3 separate regions of the Homo sapiens genome follow, and regions 2 and 3 are each linked to region 1. A link is an interaction called in ENCODE POLR2A ChIA-PET data of the cell type or tissue named here. Cell type or tissue: Caco-2. All regions are shown on one strand. Region 1 overlaps ALDH2 (aldehyde dehydrogenase 2 family member). Region 2 holds the start of LOC124903021 (a long non-coding RNA gene). Region 3 overlaps MAPKAPK5 (MAPK activated protein kinase 5).

Region 1 (8,000 bases):
GAGATCGCACCACTGTACTCCAGCCTGGGTGACAGAGTGACACTTCGTCTGAAAAAAAACTCCCCAAAAAACAAAAAAAACTTAATACCCCATGAGCAGATATTAAAAGAAAAAAGAAAAAATATAATGGTCCCCTGATGTGCCACCCCTGCAGATAATCACTGTTAACGGTATATCTGAAGCAGAAATTTGCTTTTTCTTGTTTGCCTGGGAGATTCTTACAGAATGAGCCAAAACCTGTGTTTTGGAGTGACTTTGTGCTGACTGAATCTCCCTATTGATTGTACAGGTTGATGACTTCTTTAGGAGTGTCCTTTGTTTTTGTTTTTGTTTTTGAGATGTAGTCTCACTCTGTCGCCCGGGCTGGAGTGCAGTGGCACGATCACGGCTCACTGCAACCTCTGCCTCCCGGGTTCAAGCGATTCTCCTGCCTCAGCCTCCTGAGTAGCTGGGATTACGGGTGCCGCCACCATGCCCAGCTAATTTTGTATTTTTAGTAGAGTTGGGGTTTCACCATGTTGGCCAGGCTAGTCTCAAACTCCTGACCTTGTGATCCACCCGCCTTGGCCTCCCAAAGTGCTGGGATTACAGGCGTGAGCCACTGCACCTGGCCTCTTTTTTTTTTGGTTTTTTTTTTTTTTTTTGAGACAGGGTCTTGCTCTGTTGCCCAGGCTGGAGTGCAATGGCATGATCATAACTCACTGCAACCTCAAACTCTTGGGCTGAAGCGATCCTCCTGCGTCAGCCACTAGAGGCACTGGGATTATAGGCATGGGCCACAACATCCAGCTAGGAGTTTTAAGAGCCTCTATAGAAATAGATTTAGGTGGCCGGGCATGGCAGCTCATGCCCTGGCATAAGAGTGAGGCCTAGTGACAGAGTGAGACTCCGTCTCAAAAAAAAAAAACAAAAAGAAATAGATTTAGGCAGGCTGGGTGTGGTGGCTCATGCCTGTAATCCCAGCACCTTGGGAGGCCGAGGCAGGCGGATCACCTCAGGTGGAGACCAGCCTGACCAATATGATGAAACCCCGTCTCTACTAAAAATACAAAAATTGGCCGGTGTGGTGGCATGTACCTGTAATCCCAGCTACCTGGGAGGCTGAGACAGGAGAAACGCTTGAACCCAGGAGGCGGAGGTTGTGGTGGGGCCCAGTGACACCGCCCGCCTCAGCCTCCCAAAGTGCTGGGATTACAGGCATGAGCCACCGTGGCCGGCCCGTGTTTTTAATCAGAGAACACAAATGGGCATTCAATACTTCCTGCCTGCCCAGAATCTGTGGGACACACTTGAGTTTCAGGTGACAGGGCTATAATAATGTTTGTGCTCCTGAGGTCAAGCTGAGTTGAGAATTTACATGTTGTGGACATGTGTATGTATTCCCTGCTCCAGTAATCATGATTATTCATCACCTATTTTCCATCAGGCCCTCTACTGAGGACTTCTACCTGCATTTCACCTTTCATCCTACCCGCAACTCTATAAGCCTGGTAGTATTGCTGTCCCGTCTTGCGGGTGAGGAAACTGAGGCTCAGGGAGGTCAAGTTCACATTAAGTATAACTAAGGGCATGTGTGTGAAGGTTGGGCAGGGCAGAATTTGAAGCCCACTTTCAAACTTATAACTTAATGTGAACTTGACCTCCCTGAATAATGATCAGACCATAAGAATGTATTAATAAACATTTAAGGGACAATTGAATAGAATTTTAAAATCAGAGAGGAGGAGCCATGTTTGTATTGTTCACTTTTGCATTCCTGGCACCTAGCACCTTAGCATAGGATCACTGTTGGGTAAATATTTATTGAATAATGAATGGTTGCCATTTACGAAACCATGTTTACAGTTTTGTGCTCCAGAAGTGAGGTAAAGGGTTGCTTAATGAGAACCCAGTATTTCTACTCAAAAGGACCTTATTGCAAAGTATTTGGAAGTTTAAAAGAGTGGGAACATGGGGACGCATAGGGAGTGGTGAAACTGGCTCAGGGAAAGTCCATTGCAGCAAGATAGAGGTTGCCAAACCGTAAGCAGAACAAGTTGAAACCGCGCCTGTCTGGCAAACAGTCCAAAGTGGAATTGAAACTCCCATCTTTGAAGTGGTGAAAAAAGGCCCTGGGGTGGGGGAGTGGGGCAGAGGGCTGGCGTCTGTCTGCCTGGGTTAGTCTTGGTTCGGGAGTGTCCCGAGCAAGCCTGGGGAGATGACTGCCCCTCGCCTTGATCCCCAACTAACCTGGGGTTCTGGATTATGTGTGGGGAAGAGGGAATGTGTGTGGCATTCCGTGTTTGTCTTGAACTTTACTCCCTGGAATCTTGTAATACAAGCAATGGCATCTGCTTTCCATCGGACATAATCACCTAACCGCAGATTAGCAAGTGAAAGAGCACATGCCGTTGGGATCATCCCAGGCTGCAAAACCGCGCCATTAGCTTGCTCACTCTTTGGGAAAATACGGTGTTCCAGGGACGGGGATTTCCTAGGTAACATGTCCAGTTCTCTCATGCATCAAAGCTTGAACTGAAATCTTTCTAGAATGTATCCTGCCTCCTTAAATCAGAACTACTGAACACAGTTTAGCCTTTCATTGGAGACCCTGGGCAGATGATTACTGAACACAGTTTAGCCTTTCATTGGAGACCCTGGGCAGATGATAACCACCCATTGTCATGAGGTCTGGGGGTGGTGGCCAGAATTTCATTCTCTCCTGGCCTTGGTCTGACCTCCGCCCCCAAGGTCCAGTTGTCCTGCTCTGGGCACTGACCCTGCCCCAGCTCCTGAGCCCCTCGACCACCACAATCACCACTAAGTCTCTGCCTGGCATGGAGAACAAGATAGCCAAGGTGAAGAGGGATCCTGTTACCCTCTAACTCAGTAGTTCTAATTTCTACACAGTAATCTGCCCCATGTTTGGAAAAACGCATGTGAAAGGGTTCGCCACAGCTGTTGCTGGAATGGCGATCACTTGTCCTAAAAGTGCATTTGTAGGAAATCGTTAAATAAACCATGGCCTGACCGTGTTGAGGAACGCTATGTGGCTTAACATGAGGCAGAGCTGCCTGTGGAATAACGTCCAAGAGAAACTGAGAAAAGCGAGTTAGCAAACAGCAAGTCTATTACCCCCACTTAGAAAGGACACGGCAGTGTCCCGGTTCTCTGGTCTCCTGGGTCCTCCCAGCATCAAGTGCAGATCCTGGCACACAGCAGGTAGAATCGCGAGCCCCCCGCTCTCCCCTCACCTACACCCTGCAGCCACTCCTCCTGTCCCCAGGCTCTTCCTAGCAGTCACCCTTCAGACCCCTCAGCTGGCCAAGCCTCCTCCTGCTTCTCACTTGCTTGGTTTTGCTTGTTTCCTGCGCCCTCTCCTCACCAGGACTTCAGCTCCCACAAGCCAGGACTTGGCTCTTGGACTCCCTGTGCTGGAGTGGCCAGGGCTGTCAGTGAAAGCTTATGGAATGCGTGGGTGAATGAATCCAATTTTTACAAAACAAAGTGAGATGTATTTATTAAAATATGTAGGAATTAGAGTATTTTGATAGAAAATCTTTATGTTTTGCCTACAGTCTAGATTGAAAATGTCAACTCCAGACATCACTGTGCTTCTGGAAACTATAAAGAGGAAGTGGGAGCTAGGACATCCCCCCACCACGCCCCGCCCAAGAGCGTTTACGTGTGTTATGTAAGTCGAGCTTCGGGTTTCTGGTCAGGAGGTTATAAAGCATTTGGCCCAGAGTCTGGCCTGGTGTTTATTCAGGAAAACTGCTCCTCACTTGAAGCAGAACTTTGGCAGAAACTCAGTGTGAGAACAGTTCCTACCCAGCCCCCCACCGGGGAGGGAAGCCACTGAGTCTGGCTCTGGGAGAAGGGAAATGGGAAATGTAAACCGGAGGAGGTTTCCAGCGTCCTACAGCAGACCCAGGTTTATCTTATCAGTGGAGAAGGGAGGATGGGTTGTTGAAAATGCAGCCTGGTTCAACAGTGAAGGGTGATTGAGAACATTCTGGGCTTTGAAAGGCAAACATGCCAGGGAGTGGTCTTTCCAGGATCCTAATCTAAATCAGAGGGGCCAGCCCAGCGAGGAAGGGGTGGGGCTGGTGGGGTTTTAGCCAGACTGGCCCACCTCTCCCCTTCCTACTTCCTGATCTTTGCAAAATAAAGTTTAAAATCCAGGACAATTTAGTATGCTTTGGTGCAGGGAACAACATAAAGAGTATAGACCTGGCCCTCGCTCCTAAGAATCTTTAAGCTACGAGAGAGCTGCAGGATCTAGAACACTGCAGGACCCCCTGCGGGCAAGGTCCTAGCTTAGGAACTGTACACTCGTTCTTGCATTTAACCTTCACATCAGCCCCCAGAAGTACTCGATGAGGCATCTGGGAAGTGAAGGGATTTGCCCAGGGTCAAATCTGTGAGGGATGGAGTCAGAATTCAAACCCAGGCCGGGCATGGTGGCGCACAGCTGTAATCCCAGCACTTTAGGAGTCCAAGGCAGGAGGATCACTTGAGCACAGGAGTTTGGGACCAGCCTGGCCAACATGGTGAAAGCCCATCTCTACAAAAAATACAAAAAAAATCCCACCTTTATTTAAGAAAAAAAATTCAAACCCAGATCTGTTTGGCTTTGAGGTTGGTGCTTTTTACAACATTCAGAATAAAATTTTTTTTTTTTTTGAGACTCTGTTGCCCAGGCTGGAGTACAGTGGTGCAATCTTGGTTCACTGCAACCTCCATCTCCTAGGTTCAAGCAATTCTCCTGCCTCAGCCTGTCGAGTAGCTGGGATTACAGGCAAGTGACACCATGCCCAGCTAATTTTTGCATTTTTAGTAGAGACAGGGTTTCACCATGTTGTCCAGGCTGGTCTCGAACTCCTGACCTCAAATGATCCACCTGCCTTGGCCTCCCAAAGTGCTGGGATTACAGGGATGAGCCACTGTGCCTGGCTCAGAATCAAAATGTGAAATCAACGTGTGTTGAGTCAGTAAGTAAACCATAAAGATGGAGATTTGGGAATCAGAATTCCAACCTCCTTGAAGGCAGACCTGGGCTATGGCTGGAGGTTGGAGTTGGGAAAAACACAGGCCTTGGAGTCCCAAAGACCTGGCTTCAAAGCCTGGCTCTGCCTTTGCTGCTGTGTGACCTAGAGCCAAGTGGCTGGACTCTTCTGTGCCCAGCATCCTCTGCTGTGAAGTGGAGAGGATGAAGTTCACCTCCTAGGTTTGCTATGAGGTTTAAATGGGAACAATCCAAGTACACAGAACCGCTGGTGTGGGGCTGGTTCTTGAGGGGTAGCTAGTGAATGTTAGCCATGTCCATGACACGCAGAGGGCTGAGTGGACTTCCTCCCTGGGTGGGGGAGGAAGAAGCTTGGGGATAGTACAAGGCCAACCAGACCTACTTCCACCCAGCCCAGCCTAGTGCTTCTCTGTACTCTCCTAACCCTGCTGACCCAAGTGCTTTGCTGTGAGGCAGTTGTGTGTGAGGCGTGAACCCTGAGCCTGTGCTACAGGGGGAAGGAGAGAAGGATGCCTACTCAATGGCTGCAAGCTGCCTGCCCGCCCCCCACGCCCGTGAGCCCCCATCTTCCAGCAGGCAGACCCGGGAACTCCCTTCTCCTCCACGGGCACCCCGAGGAGGAGCTGACTTTCAGAGTCGGGGAGTAAACACCCAGGACCTGCTGCCCAGGCACGGCATAGTCCAACTTGAACTTAGGTCTGGCAGTTTCCTGGCTTTGAACCTGAGCTCTTTATTGCCACACCTGTCCCCACACTGGAAATGACCCAGCCCTCCCGTGGAAAGAAAGAAGGGTGCCATTTCCCTAAAAATTAACGATTGACTAACTAATATGAAACCACACAAGCACGCCTCCAGAACCCCAGTTAATGTTTACCCATGTTCTTCTCCGGTGCCAAGAGCCTTTCCTGTGGGTGCACAACTGCGGGTTCCACCATAGAGATTATGCGGAACAAATTTCAGCCTGGGAATATGATTCCTGCTAGGCCCTTACCTGAACGACTCCTTCCTGGGGCACTCTGTTTCCACCCTGCCATCGTCATGGCGTTGGGCATTCACTCCATGCTTGGCGCAGAGACTGCAGACCCTCACATGGCTTTATAAAAAGGGGGCTCTAGGGTGATTCCCACCCTACAGATGAGGAAACAAAGACACAGGGGTGAGGTGCTTGTCCCATGTGACAAAATCAGGAGCAAAAGAGCCCATATTCGGCCAGGCGCGGTGGCTCACGCCTGTAATCCCAGCACTTTGGGAGGCCGAGGTGAGTGGATCACCTGAGGTCAGGAGTTGGAGACCAGCCTGGCCAACATGGTGAAACCCCGTCTCTACTAGAAATACAAAAATTAGCCGGGCATGGTGGCAGGCATCTGTAATCCCAGCTACTCAGGAGGCTGAGGCAGGAGAATCGCTTGAACCTGAAAGGCGGAGGTTGCAGTGAGCCGGGATCGCTCCATTGCACTCCAGCCTGGGGAACAAGAGCCAGACTTTGTCTAAAAAAAAAGAAAAAAAAAACCCTCACACCTGTAATCCCAGCACTTTGGGAGGCCCAGACGGGCGGATCACGAGGTCAGGAGATTGAGACCATCTTGGCTAACTCGGTGAAACCCCGTCTCTACTAAAAACACAGAAAAATTAGCCGGGCATGGTGGCAGGCGCCTATAGTCCCAGCTACTTGGGAGGCTGAGGCAGGAGAATGGTGTGAACCTGGGAGGTTGGAGTGCAGTGAGCTGAGATTGCGCCACTGCACTCCAGCCTGGGCAACAGAATGAGACTCTGTCTCAGGAAAAAAAAAAAAGCCCATATTCGTCCAGATTCTTTTTTTTTTTTTAAGAGTCTTTTTCTGTCACCCAGGCTGGAGTGCAGTGATGCAATCACGGCTTACTGCAGCCTCAACCTCCCAGGCTCAAATGGTCCTCCCACCTCAGCCTCCTGAGTAGCTGAGACTATAGGCACGCAACCACACCTGGCTAATTTTTCACTTTTTGTGGAGAGAGGGTCTCACTATGTTACCCATGTTGGTTTCAAACTCCTGAGCTCAAGCAATCCTCCCACCTTGGCCTCCCAAATTGTTAGGATTACAGGCGTGAGCCACTGTGCCTGGCCACCCAGATTCTTGTCTTGAACCTCTGCTCCTTTTTGTGTTTTCTTTTTTGAGAGAGGGTCTTGCTCTGTCACCCATGCTGGAGGCAGTGGTGTGATCATGGCTCACTGCAGCCTCAACCTCCCAGACTCAAGCAAGTGATCCGTCCATCTCAGCCTCCTAAGTAGCTGGGATTACAGGCGCATGCGACCACACTTGGCTAATTTTTCATTTTTTGTGGAGATGGAGGTCTCACTATGTTACTCAGGTTGGTCTCAAATTCCTGAGCTCAAGCAATTCTCATGCCTTGGCCTCCAAAAGTGCTGGGACTACAGGTGTGAGCCACTGTGCCAGGCCAAATGTCTGCTTTTGACCAGTGAGCCTGGCCACCCCTCCCCAGCCCTGTTGTGAGCCTCACTCCAGGCTTTGCTTGGCAGCTCGGTATTCTTTATGGTCCGAGACTCTGGCCCAGAGTGACCATGGATGTCTCACTGGAGTTCTAGGCCAGGGCCAGGACATGCAGGGATGCTGGGGCCAAAGGGACCCCCAAGGAAGGCAGGCAGAGAGGCAGATGTCTTTGCCTTCACGTCACCTGTAGCCTTTGCCTCAGCACTGGTGAGGTGACCATGGACCCTGCCAGGACACTGGTTTACCAAGCCCGAAGGGAACAGCTTGCTGGGAGATGTCTTCTCTGCACTCCCCAAGACCATCGCCCAGTGCCTGGAAAGCAGAGGGCGAACTCTGGCACTTTATGTATGTATTTATTTTTATTTTTTGAGACGGAGTTTCACTCTCGTTGCCCAGGCTGGAGTGCAATGGCGTGATCTTGGCTCACTGCAACTTCTGCCTCCTGGGTTCAAGCGATTCTCCTGCCTCAGCCTCCCGAGTAGCTGGGACTACAGGCGCCTGCCACCA
Region 2 (8,000 bases), 250 kb after region 1:
ATTCTCATAAATGTATTCTAGTGGAAAGGATGGAAAACAAGCAAATAAGGATTTCAGAGAGTGAGTAATGCACTGAAGAAAATACAGCAGGGTAATGATAGCAGGGTATGATGAAAATGAAGCCATATTAGATGGTCTGATTGGAGGAGTCCCCAGTAGCAGGGGACATTTGAACTGAGCCTTGAACGATAAAGAGATAACCATGAAAAGAACTGGGGAAAGGACATTCCAGCCAGCAGAGAGCAAATGAAAAAGCTCTTGAGTGGGAATAAGTTTCATGTGCTGAAGTGAAATAAGGCCAGTTGGGCCAGAGGGATGTGATCTTATTTGTATTTTAAGTCTTTCCTGCTTTTAGGCCCCCAGAGCTCAGGCTTTTTGGCATTTAAAGATGACTTGTTCTGGTGTCTTCTCCTCCCTCCTTTGTGTCCCTAAACAGTGTTAAATATTTTTAAAAACCAAGAGGACATCAGTACACTGTAAAGGACAAAGACTAACAAGAACATTGTATCTTTTTTTTTCTTTTTTTTTTTTTTTTTTGAGGTGGAGTTTCATTCTTTTCGCCCAGGCTGGAGTGCAGTGGCGCGATCTCGGCTCACCGCAACCTCCGCCTCCCAGGTTCAAGCAATTCTCCTGCCTCAGCCTCCCGAGTAGATGGGATTACAGGCGCCCACCACAACGCCCAGCTAATTTTTGTATTTTTAGTAGAGATAGGGTTTCACCACGTTGGCCAGGCTGGTCTTCAACTCCTGACCTCAGGTGATCCACCCATCTCAGCCTCCCAGAGTGCTGGGATTACAGGCATGAACCACTGTGCCCAGTCCAGAACATTGTATCTTTGCCTTCAGCCAGAATTATGTCAGCTTGACATAATTTTTTTTTTCTTTTTAGAGAGAGAGAGAGAGATGGGGTCTCACTCTGTTACACAGGTTGGATTGCAGTGGTGCAATCATAGCTCACTATAACCTCTAACTCCTAGGCACAAGTGATTTTCCACCTCAGCCTCCTGAGTAGTTTAGCTGGGAATACAGGTGTGTGCCACCATGACTGGCTAATTTTTTTTTTTTAAGCCAGCTATGTTGCCCAGGCTGGTCTTGAACTTCTAGCCTCACGTGATCCTCCCACTTCAGCCCCGCAAAGTGTTGAGATTACAGGTGTGAGCCACCATGCTCAGCCTTGACATGATTATTTACAGTGATTGCCTGTGATGAAAAAACTTGATAGGGATCACTTGGATTAGGAAAACAAAAAGTTGATGGAAGTGAGGAAGGCAGTGTTACCCTAAGGTGGCTTGTTAGATAAAACTTGTGCATTGGGAGAAACCATCAAAAGAAGTCCTTGGCTTCTTCAGTAAGTTAAATGTAGACTTAGCATATGACCACCACAGTTCCACTTGTATATATACCCAAAAGAGTGGAATACAGGTGTTCAAACAAAATGTGTTATGTGAATGTTCATAGCAGCACTATTGACAGTAGCCAAAAGGTGGAAACAACCCAAACATTCAGCTGATGAGTGAATAAACAAAAATGTGGTCTATCGTACAGTGTAATATTTATTTGGCCATAAAAAGTAACAGTGTGCCAATACATGGTACAACATGGACAAACCTTGAAAACATGCTAAGTGAAAAAAGCCAGACACAAAAGGGCACATATTGTACATTTCCATCAGAATAGACAAATCTATAGAGACAGAAAATAGATGAGTGGTTGCTGGGGCTGGGAGGAGGAAGACTGGGGAGTGACTGCGTAATGAGTATAGGGTTTCCTTTTGGGATGATGAAAATGTTCTGGCACTAGATAGTAACCTCTATGGTTGCACATTCTTAATGCACTGAATCATGCAGAATGTACACTTTTAAATGGTTACAATGGCAAATATTATGTGAATTTTACTGCAATTAAAAGTCTTGGCCCTGACAGTTTAAAACCCAGAGATCTAGCCAGAGGGAAGTGTAGTCTAGGGAGAAGACATTGTCCCAAGCCTGGCCTCTCACTAGCTTATCTGCCCTGAAATTGCTGGGTTCAAACTCTGGCCTATCTAGCCAAAGCGTCCTCCATGATGCCAACTCCTTTGTAGGTAGGTTTGTTTATTTTTGTCAGATTTCTTGTTCAGGGTTTACTGCGAAAGGCCTCCTGGGATGATGAGCATGACAGGGGCTGATGTAGTATGCAGAGGGTCTCCTTCACCTAACTGAAAGGAACCCTGAAGGAGAAGGCCTTAGTATGTCTGCAGCCTTGTTTATTCTGGACAGGGTTGTGTATATCTTTGATTAGTGTGAACAGGTACTAATGGGGTGCCCTGCATGTTGCTGGCACTCACTAAATTGTTAAATGAGTCAGTGGGTGAATGAATAAATATTAGTTTGTGAGAGCTTGCCTCCCTTGTGGGCTTGTTTCCACTCTATTTCTTAAACAGGGGCCCCTTGGGAAGGGGAATTAGCCCCAAAAGTCCCTGGAACACCCACTTGCTCAGCTCTATACGCCCTCAGGTCATTCCCAAAAGCAAGTTCGTCTTGGTGAAGTTCGACACCCAGTACCCCTACGGTGAGAAGCAGGATGAGTTCAAGCGTCTTGCTGAAAACTCGGCTTCCAGCGATGATCTCTTGGTGGCAGAGGTGGGGATCTCAGGTATGGACAAGTCCAGGACGGCTGGGGGGGCAGAGAGGGAGGAAGCTAGAAATCGTTTCCCTACTTGGAACAGGAATACCCAGCATCTTTCCTTCTGAGCCACTCTCAAGGAGTGTAAGTAAACAGGTTCATGGTCTCTAAAGGAATCTGCTGCCCACAGTAGGCTTAACCTGAGCAGATTTTGGGACCATGGAATCTAAGCTCAGCTGTACAGGTGCCTGAAGGGAAGGGAACCCCTCTTCCTTCACATTCCACCCCTCTCTGACATTAAACTGTGAGAACTTTGAGCTCTCCTTGCAGGGAACACTGGGCAGAGGGGGTGCTATGTCCCCTAGGGGACAGCATAGTCAGTTCTTCTGTCTTCATTTCAGTTTATGTACCAAAACTGTTAGGTTTTGGTGTTAGCTCAAATGCACTGATGCCACCACTAATCCAAGGGCACCTCCCAACCACAGCGACAGCTTTAATAGTCACCAGCATTTAGTGGCTGACAGGGTAAAGATCTGCACCCCCATTGCATTTTAAATCTTCACTTGAACTCTGCCTGAGAAGCAAGATGTATTATCTCCATGTTATACTTCAGGAAAAAAAAAACTGAAGCTCAAAGATTAAAGGACTGTGGGTGATAGAGTGGCTCATCCAGAGCTCCACCTAAGTGTTTAGTCCCAGGCAGGGGCTTACTTATTTCACTTCCCTCCCAGCTTGGATGCCTCCATTCCGTAGTAAGCTGGGAACTTAGTAGAGCGTCTGGTCCTGGGTAGAGATAGCTGGCACACCTCTCCAGGACAGTCAGTCAGATTTGACTCAACTTCAGGTAACTCCCTTGGTGCTTTTATTAGAATAATAATAATAGTTAACATTTATCAGATGTTTACTGCGTGCCAGGCCGCTGTGCTGAGTGTTTTACATGTGTTTCATCTTTGCAAGAGCTCTGTGAAGGAAGTCCCATGTGGTACTATTACCTCCATTTTTTCAAATGAAGAAATGGATGCTTAGAGTAACTTGCTCAAGATTGTGGAATTGTTAAGTGGCAGAACTAGGTTTGGAACCCTAGGCATCCAGTACTACCACTACTAGTAGTTGGTCTTAGCCGTTTCTCGGCAAAGTGTAAGAAACCAGTTGTCACAGCATCAGTCCTTGGGGCTGCTACTGCTCGTTAGGAAGGATGTTGCAGATACTAACAGCAGCTACCACATATTAAGCATATAACCCTGCCAAGTATCACGCACATATTCCCTCATCCGGTCCTCCCAACAGCCCCCATGTGGCAGGGACTGTGTTCCTTCCCTACCACATGCTCCCCTTTCTCACCCAGCTCCAGCCAGACTGGTCTTTGTAATCCTGAAATTTCCTGAGCTTAGCCCTGCCTCAGAGCTTTTGCACTTGCAGTCCTTTCTGCCTGAGACACTCTTCCCAAATCTTCACGTAGCTTGCTCCAGGACATTCAGGTCCTTTAGCTGATGTCACCTTCACAGGGAGGCCTGCCTTGACCACCTGAAGTGGGCTTTCTTACCCACTTTGTCACATCGCGCTGTTTTGTTTTCCCTGTGGCATTCATCACCTGTGTTTATGTGTTTGTTATGTCTCTTCTCTCCCTTAGAAGAATATGAGCTTAATAGTCTTTTTTTTTTTTTTTTTTTTTTTTTTGAGACAAAGTCTCACTCTGTTGCCCAAGCTGGAGTGCGGTGGTGGGATCTCGGATCACTGCAACCTCCACCTCCTGGGTTCAAGCGATTCTTCTGCCTCAGCCTCTTGAGTAGCTGGGACTACAGGCACGCGCCACCATGCCCTGCTAATTTTTTTGTTATTTTTAGCAGAGACAGCGGTTTCACTATGTTGGCCAGGCTGGTCTTGAACTCCTGACCTCGTGATCTGTCCGCCTCGGCCTCCCAAAGTGCTGGGATTACAGGCATGAGCCACCGCACCCGTCCGAGCTTAATACTCTTAATCACAAGTAGACCCCCAGCACCTAGAACAGCATCTGACACATAGTGGGCATATAATAAATATTCAGAAGAATCTCCATTTTTTCAGATGAAGAACAGTTCAGAGAGTTTAAATGATTTGCCTAGTGCTGCATGGCTAGGAAGTGGCAGAGGAGGAATTCAAACACAGGTCTGTATGGTTGCTCCTCACTTTGAACCATTACACGGCCAAGAAAATTCTTCTTTCCCTCAGTTCAGCTAGGTCCCATAGCAATTTTCTGCCCTGAGTTCCTTATGGTCTTGCTTTTTGTGTCTGGTTTCTGCTCACAGATTATGGTGACAAGCTGAACATGGAGCTGAGTGAGAAATACAAGCTGGACAAAGAGAGCTACCCAGTCTTCTACCTCTTCCGGGATGGGGACTTTGAGAACCCAGTCCCATACACTGGGGCAGTTAAGGTTGGAGCCATCCAGCGCTGGCTGAAGGGGCAAGGGGTCTACCTAGGTATGCCTGGTTGCCTGCCTGTATACGACGCCCTGGCCGGGGAGTTCATCAGGGCCTCTGGTGTGGAGGCCCGCCAGGCCCTCTTGAAGCAGGGGCAAGATAACCTCTCAAGTGTGAAGGAGACTCAGAAGAAGTGGGCCGAGCAATACCTGAAGATCATGGGGAAGATCTTAGACCAAGGGGAGGACTTCCCAGCATCAGAGATGACACGGATCGCCAGGCTGATTGAGAAGAACAAGATGAGTGACGGGAAGAAGGAGGAGCTCCAGAAGAGCTTAAACATCCTGACTGCCTTCCAGAAGAAGGGGGCCGAGAAAGAGGAGCTGTAAAAAGGCTGTCTGTGATTTTCCAGGGTTTGGTGGGGGTAGGGAGGGGAGAGTTAACCTGCTGGCTGTGAGTCCCTTGTGGAATATAAGGGGGTAGTGGGAAAAGTGGTACTAACCCACGATTCTGAGCCCTGAGTATGCCTGGACATTGATGCTAACATGACCATGCTTGGGATGTCTCTAGCTGGTCTGGGGATAGCTGGAGCACTTACTCAGGTGGCTGGTGAAATGACACCTCAGAAGGAATGAGTGCTATAGAGAGGAGAGAGGAGTGTACTGCCCAGGTCTTTGACAGATGTAATTCTCATTCAATTAAAGTTTCAGTGTTTTGGTTAAGTGGACCTGAAGCCATTCTTTTTTCTTTTCAAATTATACTTTCGTCTATGACCTGCTTTCCTCTTTGAATCTAAGCTGGTATAGACTCCACTTTCCCAGGGTAACAAACTATCCTCATAACACTGTGGAAACTGGCATACCTTTGTTATTTTCCAGTGATATTCAGACTGACATGGATTGACTGTCAATGGTAAAGTTTGTCTATTTTCCAGTCCTTAAAACTCAATAGCAGTATTGATGAATATATTGAACCAACATTGATGGACCATGGTGTAATTATTTTCCATGCTTTGTGAGGTACACATAGCAAATTCTTAGTTTTACTGATATATTCTGTGACTTGGATTTACACAGCTAAATGATATAGTCCGATTTCAAAATTAAAAAATATTTTCCATCTAAATCACTATCACTAAATAAATACTAACTTCTAGAAAGCAGAATAAAGAGCACTTGTGCCAACATTCACATCTTTTCTTCAGACTCAGAAGCAGTTATCTGCAAAAGTGAGCTTCACGACAGCTCTACTTTCATATTTAACCATTTGAAAATGTCATGAGACCACAGCTCCTGAAATATATCTAATTGCACCCACACAAAGAATGGAGTTGGCAAATAAGACCTTGAATTATTTTCCTCCATTTTATCCAGGTTGGTATATATTTAGTTCCTGGAAACAAAAAATAGAGGAAATTCCATATGTTGAATTGGATGGGACAAAAAATTGTGGTAGCTTAGGCTAACAGTTCAAACCAAGGAGGTAAAAAGTGTTTAAACCTAAACACCCACCTGCTGACAGCTTATGTACTCTACATATAATGAAAGAATATAATAATATTTACTATAATAATTTCTACATTTTTACTTCAGTTCTCACTGAAACTTCTGGAAGATCTTTTTGGATACTTCTAACTGGTAAATTTGCTTTGGCTGTTCTAGTGTGCTCCGTGTAAACGGGATCACTTCCAAAGAGCAAAGTATTCACTGTTTTATGGAAATTAGAATGAGACAACAAATGGCAGGTAGGGAAAGGACTCTAATATTAAATGCATCCAGAGTCCCTGAATGAAGACTAATCTTGATTTTCAATTGTAAGAAGCAGGAAGGTGACAGTACCTCCATGGGCACGGCACTGGATGGGTTCTGGCTGGATATGGTTATTTACAACCCCAGGGCCTTGAGTTGAAGAAACCTGAGCTATTGGGCGGAACTACATTATCATATGTCAGAGGCCCTTTGTTACCCAATAGTTGTTTTCATTAAAGGTGAGCCCTCTTTCTAGAGTCTTAAGTGATTTGCATATGTCACATAAAATACAGTCTTCCCTGACCCAAGTCAAATGGATTCCTTTACCTCTTAGAATTTACTAATATTGTGGCTCAAGTGCTGCTATTCAGATTCTAATGAAGACTATGGACTGGATTCCCAGAATCAATCAAATACTTATAGTTATTTTTTTAAGAGATGGGCATCTTGCTTTGTTGCGCAGGCTAGACTTGAATTCCTGGGCTAAAGCGATCCTCCCGCCTCAGCCTCCTGAGTAGCTGGGGAGTACAGGTGCATGCCGCTGCACCTTGTTAAGTATTTCAATTTTAAGGGAATTTCCTGATAACCTGAAGCAAAGCAGACACTGGATCCAACATGAATTGTGTTTAAGGAACTTGCAAGTTATCTCAAATGGTGCGAAGGGTAATTTACAAATAGTTCTTGGTAATTGGCACCACAAAAAATGTTGGAGTTGGAATATATTAGCAGAGATTATACATAGGGAACTAATCTGGGAATATGAACACGGCCAACAAGACTTAAGAAGGTGAGGGAGATGGTGAGGGGGATCTGGATTTTAGCTCATTTCCTCAATGCTTAAGGGAGTTTGAATCGTTTGCAGGAGAGTTCGATAATTTCAATATTAAACAGTAGTCTTACCTGCAACAACTACTTTTCTCATTTGTAAAATAGTCCAGTATCTGGGCCGGTGCGGTGGCTCATGCCTGTGATCCCACACTTTGGGAGGCCGAGGCGGGCAGATCACTTGAGGTCAGGAGTTTGAGACCAGCCTGGCCAACATGGTGAAACCCCGTCTCTACTAAAAATACAAAAATTAGCCGGCCGTGGTGGCAGATGCCTGTAATCCCAGCTACTCAGGAGGCTGAGGCAGGAGAATCGCTGGAACTCGGGAGGCGGAGGTTGCAGTGAGCCAGGATCGCGCCATTGCACTCCAGCCTGGGGGACAAGAGAGAAACTGTCTCAAAAAAAAAAAAAAAAAAAAAAAAATAGTA
Region 3 (8,000 bases), 130 kb after region 1:
AACTTGGTAGAGAAGATTATATGCAGATATAAAATATCTAAACTCATTTGTTATGAACCAACGATAATGAGGGAAAACTTGGACATCCACATACAGATTTTCTTGAATTAAAGAAAAAAACCAGACACTGACAAAGGAGAGCTGAACTGATAAATGGTACCCTGAAAACTGCAGAAATGAGGGAAAGAGGCAGTGGGCCACAAAGAACTTTGTCCTTTTCAGAGATCCCCAGAGAAGCCCTGCCCCCTTCCCCCCACCCCCTGACAGAATGTTGTGTTTCAAAGAATGAGCAGATTAATGGATATCAAGTTGTGTGGCCTGAGCTGAGGATAAAGAATAATTTGCCTGAGGAGTTACAGTACTGGCTGGATCACTACAGGCCTTCTACTTGGAATATCTTCCCATGAAAGTAAAAGGAATATAACTAAGGAAGATTAAAGTTGTTGCTGTTGGAAGGAAGACATACTAAAGAAACTGCCGAAGGCCAGGAGAGAAGCAGGAAGAGAAACACGGCTTGAAGTTCTGTAAGAATCAGAGTTGGGCAAGAACTGCCAATAAGGGAGCCAGCGTAGATCTGAGTACTAAACACCTGAGCCTCCGAGGGTTTGTGTGCGAGGGAGAGCTCTGCTGATGGACATAGGCCCAGAATCATTAACTGATTTATTTGGGCCATGTCACTGGTGGCATTATTAAAAGACTCTGCCAACATCCTGCTTTATGGAAAAACCAAGTGGCCTTGGAAGAGGCTAAGATAAAGTTTCAAACTTGGGCTCCACAGAAGTGGAACTTAAGGCTGGGGCTAGTACCAGGACCTTCATGTATCAGGTTAGAGATTTTGATGCTTTTGGTGATTTTTGTGCCAAGCATGTACTGTCACCTGGGATCAATCTATTACTCTTTCTATGAAATAATTATTCCAAAGAGGCTGACAGTCCAGGGAGGAGATAGCCCAGTGGAAGGACTGTCCTACTTGTTACTTATGCAAGGCCAGAAGCACCTGGTTCATCTGAAGGTGAAGAGAAACCATTTTGTGAATAACTTTCCAGTCTACAGTTACCACAATGGCCTCCTGGGGCAAGAATCGCCTTTCATCTCACATGACTGCCACTATGAAGGCTACATAGAAGGAGTGTCAGGTTCTTTTGTTTCTGTCAACATCTGTGCAGGTCTCAGGGGCACATCCTCCTGATTAAGGAGGAAAAATCTTACAGCATTGAGCCCATGGACTCTTCAAGACGGTTTGAACATGTGTTATACACCATGGCACATCAAGCGTGAGTCTCCTGTGGTGTCTACTAGCTGGCAACAAGGGAGCAGGAAGCCTCATGATCTACAGGCACTGTCCTACTTGTGGTCACACAAAAAGTACGTGGAGATGTTTGTCGTGGTCAACAACCAGCGGTTCCAGATGTGGGGCAGTAACGTCAATGAGACGGTCCAGACAGTAGTGGATGTCATTGCTCTGGCCAACAGCTTCACTAGGGGAATAAACACAGAGGTGGTGCTGGCTGGAATGGAGATTTGGACCGAGGGGGACCTAATAGATGTCACAGTGGACTTGCAAATCACACTCAGGAATTTCAATCACTGGAGACAAGAGATGCTCTTCCATCGTGCAAAACACGATGTTGCCCACATGATCGTTGGGCATCACCCTGGACAGAATATGGGCCAGGCCTTTCTCAGTGGTGCCTGCTCAAGCGGTTTTGCGGCAGCTGTTGAATCCTTCCATCATGAAGATGTGCTGTTGTTTGCAGCCCTGATGGCCCATGAGCTCGGGCACAACCTGGGTATTCAGCACGACCACTCGGCCTGCTTTTGTAAAGATAAGCACTTTTGCCTCATGCATGAAAATATCACAAAAGAAAGTGGCTTCAGCAGCTGCAGCTCTGACTACTTCTACCAGTTCCTTCGAGAACACAAAGGGGCCTGCCTATTTAACAAGCCACGGCCCAGGGGCCGCAAGCGTAGGGATTCTGCCTGTGGAAATGGTGTGGTGGAGGACACGGAGCAGTGTGACTGTGGTTCTCTATGTCAGCATCATGCATGCTGTGATGAAAACTGTATACTGAAGGCGAAAGCAGAGTGCAGTGATGGTCCATGTTGTCATAAGTGTAAATTTCACCGTAAGGGATATCCTTGCTGTCCTTCTAGTCGTTCCTGTGATCTCCCAGAATTTTGCAATGGTACATCTGCATTATGCCCCAACAACAGGCATAAGCAAGATGGCTCAAAATGTCATACAATTTACGAGTGCCTTAAAGTTCATTGTATGGACCCTAATAATCAGTGCTTACAATTATATGGATATGGTGCAAAATCAGCCTCACAAGAGTGTTACAATTCAATGAACAGCAAAGGGGACCAATTTGGAAACTGTGGCATTTCTACCAGTCCTGGGTCACAATATGTTCGGTGTTCAGATGGTAATATATTTTGTGGGAAACTTATATGTTCAGGTATTACAGGCTTACCAAAAATCAATCTCCAACATACAATGATTCAGGTCCCTCAGGGAGATGGCTCATGTTGGAGCATGGATGCCTATATGAGTACTGACATTCCTGATGAAGGAGATGTGCACAATGGCACTTACTGTGCACCAAACAAAGTCTGCCTGAATTCCGCCTGCACAGATAAAACCCCAGTGATTTCTGCCTGCAACCCAGAAAAAACGTGTAATGGGAAGGGAGTTTGTAATGATTTAGGGCACTGCCACTGTAATGAAGGGCATGCCCCCCCTGACTGTGTTACTGCAGGAAGTGGAGGTAGTGTGGACAGTGGCCCTCCTGGTAAGCTAGGTGGGACACCTTCAGGAGAAGGTGAAAATCACAATATGACTCATTCCAGACGTGAAGAACATGCTGTAGACATGATGATATTATCATTCATTATACTTTTTATAATATTATTATTAAGTACAATTATTTGATCTGCTTGCTTAAAAAATCACCAGAGGCTGCCCCGGCAGAAGCTCCTCCAGCAGTGGCTCCACCACCGGCCCCAGAAATAAAGCCAGAAGCAGCAGAAGTGGCCACAGAAGAAAAAGAAGAGAAGGAGGAAGAAAAAGAAGAGGAGGAGGAGGAAGAAGAGGAGGAAGAATCAGATTCCTAAGGTTAGAAATAGGGAGATGAAGCCAAGTATATCAAACTCCTCAAGTACTGAGTGGGAATGAGATGTTTGGTGAAGTAGAAATAGATAGCTTTAGTGGCTCTGACTCAGATATACTGATGTAGAAGGAAGGATTCTTTCACTTTTATTATTTATTTTGGTAATTAAATTTACATTAATTTAATATGTTAAATATTTTAGTACCTTTTGCTTTTTCACATTTCATTTGAACCATTAACATGCATCTTTGGACATCAATGTCCTTGTCTTTTTGGCCCAATTGTTTTAGTCACCAGAAACTTTTTCAGGACATGCTATCTTCTATTTGTTTGACATACAGAATCATATGTACCTGAATTTATTACTAACTCTGGGATTTTCATTTTAAGTAACAACTACCTATTATGTGAGGACAGTTGTTTATGTGATTGGTTGTTCTAACTTGCCCTATAAATGTGCATTCATCAAAGGAGAAGTTTTTAAATCCAAAAACAAATAAAACCCGATTCATATTAGACAACTCTTCAGGTTCCACATGGTATAGTTACTGAGTCCACTTTATTCTGGGGCACTGTGGGAGGGACTATATCAAAGTAGAAGACCCTGATTGCCCGTAGGTTAAGAGGTCAGCATTGAGGTCACCTGCTTTCCAAATCTGGCAGATGTTTAATATGATATATGTATATTTGATTTATTACTTCCCAATATTTCTAGATGCTTCCTATAGCCATCCTCCCTTTTTACCTAAAATACTTTTTTTCTTCGAGGCCAGTTTTGTTTTGTTTTTTTTTTTTTTTTTTGAGATGGAGTCTTGCTCTGTCACCCAGGCTGGAGTGCAGTGGTGCGATCTCAGCTCACTGCAACCTCCGCCTCCCAGGTTAAGTGATTCTCCTGCCTTAGCCGCCAGAATAGCTGGGATTACAGGTGCATGCCATCACACCCGGCTTATTTTTGTATTTTTAGTAGAGACGGGGTTTCTCCATGTTGGCCAGGCTGGTCTCAAACTCCTGATCTACCTGCCTCAGACTCCCAAATTGAGGCCAACTTTCATAGCTCTTCTGTTTTACTAATTTTCCTGGGATGAACTTCATACCCCTCAGATAACTCGTGGCTGATGAACATCACTTAGAGTTAGGAAAACTGTGTTTACATTAATTCTATAATAGTATACTGGCATCTACCACAGTGCTGAGTATATGTATGAAATTAAACTATTTTTGGCCAGGCACGGTGGCTCACACCTGTAATCCCAGCACTTTGGGAGGCTGAGGAGGGCGGATCACCTGAGGTCAGGAGTTTGAGAACAGTCTGGACAACGTAGTGAAACCCCGTCTCTACTAAAAATACAAAAATTACCCGGGAGTAGTAGCATGTGCCTGTAGTTCCAGCTACTCTGGAGGCTTGAAGCAGGTGAACTGCTTGAAACTGGGAGGTTGAGGCTACAGTGAGCCAAGATCACACCACTGTACTCCAGCCTGGGTGACAAAGCGAGACTCTGTCTCAAAAAAAAAAACAAAAACTAAAAATAAATATTTTTTCCTCTAGTTTTCATTTTTAAAAAATTTATTTATATTAATAACTTGTTGATTGAATATCAGAAGGAACTTCTCCAGTACAGGTAATAGAGTTCTGGAGGTGGCAATTACTTCTCTGAGAAGAGAGCACAAAGCAAATATAATGTTAACATTAGGCCAGGCTTGGTGGCTCATGCCTGTAATCCCCACACTTTGGGAGGCCAAGTTGAAAGGATCACTTTTGGCCAGGAATTCAAGATCAGCCTGAGCAACATAGTAAGACCCTGTCTCTCCAAAAAAAAAAAAAAAAAAAAAAATTAGCTGGGCATAGTGGTGTGCAGCTATAATCCCAGCTACTCAGGAGGCTAAGCCAGGAGGATTGCTGAGTCCAGGAGTTTGAGGTTGCAGTGAGCTATGATACCACCACAGTACTCTAGCCTGGGCGACAGAGCAAGACCCTGTCTCAGATAAATAAAAACCATTCATTCTGTTCTAGGCACTGTGTTAAAGCAATACTTTACATTCATTGCCTTAATTTAATCCTCCCAACTTCCCAATAAAACCTCCATCTTGTACATGAGGAAACAGAGACTGAAGAGTTTGCTCTAGAGCTAGCTAGTAAGTGGTGGGACCTGCATCCCTCCCCAGAAATGAGTGAATCTACTGCCTCATGAACCTTTTCCTTCCATTAAAAAAAAAAAAAAAAAACTGAAGGGAAAGACATGTCCTTAATTGCCCAGAACAGAGGTGCTTCTTCAGTGACTCTAATGAAACCAAAGCCTTACAAATGGATGCTGATATCTGTCATGAATCTACTACATTGTGTAGTTATTATGGATGAAAATGTCTTTTCCCCTACTACATCCTGACAGAATGGAGTGGCAAGTTGGCATCATTATTTAGTTTTGTAGGCCCAGCTCACTACAGATGCTCAATAAATGTTGACCAAGTGAATAATTTAATCAAATCCAACTGTCACAACTGTGGCAATATTTGTACCTTGAGCAGGATTTTTTTTTTTTTTTTTTAAAGATGGTGTCTAGGCAGGGTGGATGGTGGAATAGAAGGCTCCACCAATCATCCCACCGCAGCAAGGACACCAACTTAACAACTATCTACACACAAAAAAGCACATTCATAAGAACTAAAAATCAGAAAGGATAACTGGACCAAACACAGCTGATCCTGCCAACAGAGGGAGCATTTAAACCAGCTCTAGCCAGAGGGAAATGATAGATCCCAGCATTGGAACTTGAGTTCCTGCAAGCCTCACCACCATGGGCTAAAGTGTTCTGGGGCCCCAAAGAAACTTGAAAGGCAGTGTAGGACACAGGGACTGCAAAACCTAGGTGAGTCCTAGTGCTGAATTGGCCCTGAGACAGTGGACTGAGTGAGAGGGTGGTGGGGACATGACCTACTTTGAAACCAGCTGGGGTGGCTAAGGGCATCACCCCTCCCCCTTCACCCCAGGCTGCACAGCTCACAGCTGTGAGAGACTCCCATTCCCTCCACCTGAGGAGAGGAGAGGGAAAAGTGCAGAGGTCTTTGTCTTATATCTTAAGATACCAGCTCAGCCACAGCAAGATAAGGCACTGGTCAGAGTTCTGGGGCCCACTTTCCAGGTCCTAACTTCTGGATGATAATACTAGACACACCCTGGGCCAGAAGAGAACCTGCTGCCTTGAAGGGAAGGACTAAGTTCTGGCAGCATTCATCACCTACTAACTGAAGAGCCCTTGGGCCCTGAATAACCAGCAACAATACCCAGGCACTACAACGAGGGCTTTGGGCGAGAGTCTGAGACTTGCTGGCTTCAGGTGAGACTAAGCACATTACCAGCTGTGGTGGTTATGGGGCAAGACTCCTTCCACTTGAGAAAAGCAGAGGGAAGAGTAAATGGGACTTTCTCTTACACCTTAGGTACCAGCTCGGCCACAGGTGAGTAGAGTATCAAGTGGGCTAGAGTCCCCGATTCCAGGACTTAGCCTTGGATGGCATTTCTGGACCTGCCCTGGGCCAGAGGGGAGCCTAATTTCCTGAAGGGTGAGCCCTGGGCCAGACAGCATTCACCACAAGCTGACTGAAGAGCCCTTGGGTCTTAAGGGAACTTTGGCAGTAGTCTGGCAGTACATCCCATGGGCCCATGGTGGCGGTGGCCACAGGGTAAGGCTCCTCTGCCTTTGGAAAGGGAAAGGAAGAGTGAGAAGGTCTGCATCTAGTGGTTTGAGTGCCAGCTCAGCCACAGTACAACAGAACATCAGGTAGACTTCTAAGGTTTTTGAATCTAGTCTCTGGGTCCTCTGGACCCACCCAGGGCCCGGGGAAACTCGCCACCCTGAAGGGAAGGACACAAGCCTGGCTGGCCTTGCCACCTGCTGATTGTAGAGCCCCAAGGCCTTGAATAAATATAGGCGGTAGTCAGGGAGTGGTTACAGCAGACCTTGGGCAAGACCCAGTACTGTGCTGGCTTCAGGTCTGACCCAGTGCAGTCATAGTGGTGGTAGCCTCAGGGGTGTTTGTGTCACTGCACCCCCAGTGGTGGCTCAGAACAGAGATAGACTCTGTATGTCTGAGAGAAATTAAGGGAAGAGAACAAGAGTCTCTGGCTGGCAATCCAGATTATCCTAGATCTTGTCTAAGACCATCAAGGCAGTATCTCTATGAATCTGCAAGAACCACAGCATTACTGGGCTTGGGGTGCCCTCTAAAGCAGATACAGCTTAGATAAGTCCTTACAAATATCTGGAAAGCCTTCCCAAGAAGGATAGGTATAAACAAGCCCAGACTGCGAAGACTACAATAAATACCTAATTCTTCAATGCCCAGACACAGACAAACATCTATAAGTATCAAGACAATCCAAGAAAACATGACCTCATCAAATGAACTAAACAAGGTACCAGGGACCCATCCTGGAGAAACAGCTATCTGACCTTTCAGACAGAGAATTCAAAATAGCTGTGTTGGAGGAAATTCAAAGAAACTCAAGATAATACAGAGAAGGAATTCAGAATTCTATCAGATAAATTTAACAAAGAGATTGAAATAATTAAAAAGAATCAAGCAGAAATTCTGGAGCTAAAAATGCAATAGGCATATTGAAGAATGCATCAGAGGCTTTCAGTAACAGAATTGATCAATCAGAAGAAAGAATTAGTGAGCCTGAAGAAGGCTATTTGAAAATAAACAGCCAAAGGAGCAAAAAGAAAAAGAAAAAAGGAAGCATGCTTACAGGATCTAGCAAATAGTCTCAAAAGGGCAAATCTGATTAATTGGCCTTAAAGAGGAGGTAGAGAAAGAGATAGGGGTAGAACGTTTATTCAAAGGGATAATAACAGACAACTTCCCAAACCTAGAGAAAGGTATCAATATCCA

The links. ChIA-PET counts read pairs that join two places held together with the same protein. Peaks named below come from ENCODE experiments on the same cell type or tissue, not always from the same donor. Only the 100,000 strongest peaks of a DNase experiment are listed, where the experiment ranks them.
Region 2: POLR2A ChIA-PET joins it to region 1 with 11 read pairs; 5 of 35 experiments call an interaction of 5 or more read pairs at or near these places.
Region 3: POLR2A ChIA-PET joins it to region 1 with 10 read pairs; 3 of 35 experiments call an interaction of 5 or more read pairs at or near these places.

Annotation. Positions count from the first base shown.
Region 1 is chr12:111,772,048-111,780,047 of GRCh38, forward strand. All of the region lies in intron 1 of ALDH2 (aldehyde dehydrogenase 2 family member), which reads left to right. Among named protein-coding and RNA genes, the nearest start is that of ALDH2, 9.1 kb to the left of the region's middle. RefSeq lists enhancers at 1,086-1,657, 3,361-3,550. In Caco-2, no CTCF peak of the experiment used is centred here; DNase peaks (open chromatin) are centred at 2,304 and 3,824; H3K4me3 peaks cover 1,154 bases.
Region 2 is chr12:112,017,265-112,025,264 of GRCh38, forward strand. ERP29 (endoplasmic reticulum protein 29) reads left to right here. Exons shown (of 3, transcript NM_006817.4): 2 at 2,492-2,630; 3 at 4,886-6,185. The coding sequence ends at 5,388. LOC124903021 (a long non-coding RNA gene) reads right to left here and starts at 4,886. Exons shown (of 2, transcript XR_007063464.1): 1 at 3,312-4,886; 2 at 1,535-2,651. In Caco-2, no CTCF peak of the experiment used is centred here; no DNase peak of the experiment used is centred here.
Region 3 is chr12:111,898,592-111,906,591 of GRCh38, forward strand. It overlaps MAPKAPK5 (MAPK activated protein kinase 5), which reads left to right. Exons shown (of 14, transcript NM_003668.4): 14 at 1-3,631. It also overlaps the pseudogene ADAM1A. Among named protein-coding and RNA genes, the nearest start is that of MAPKAPK5-AS1, 60 kb to the left of the region's middle. In Caco-2, no CTCF peak of the experiment used is centred here; no DNase peak of the experiment used is centred here.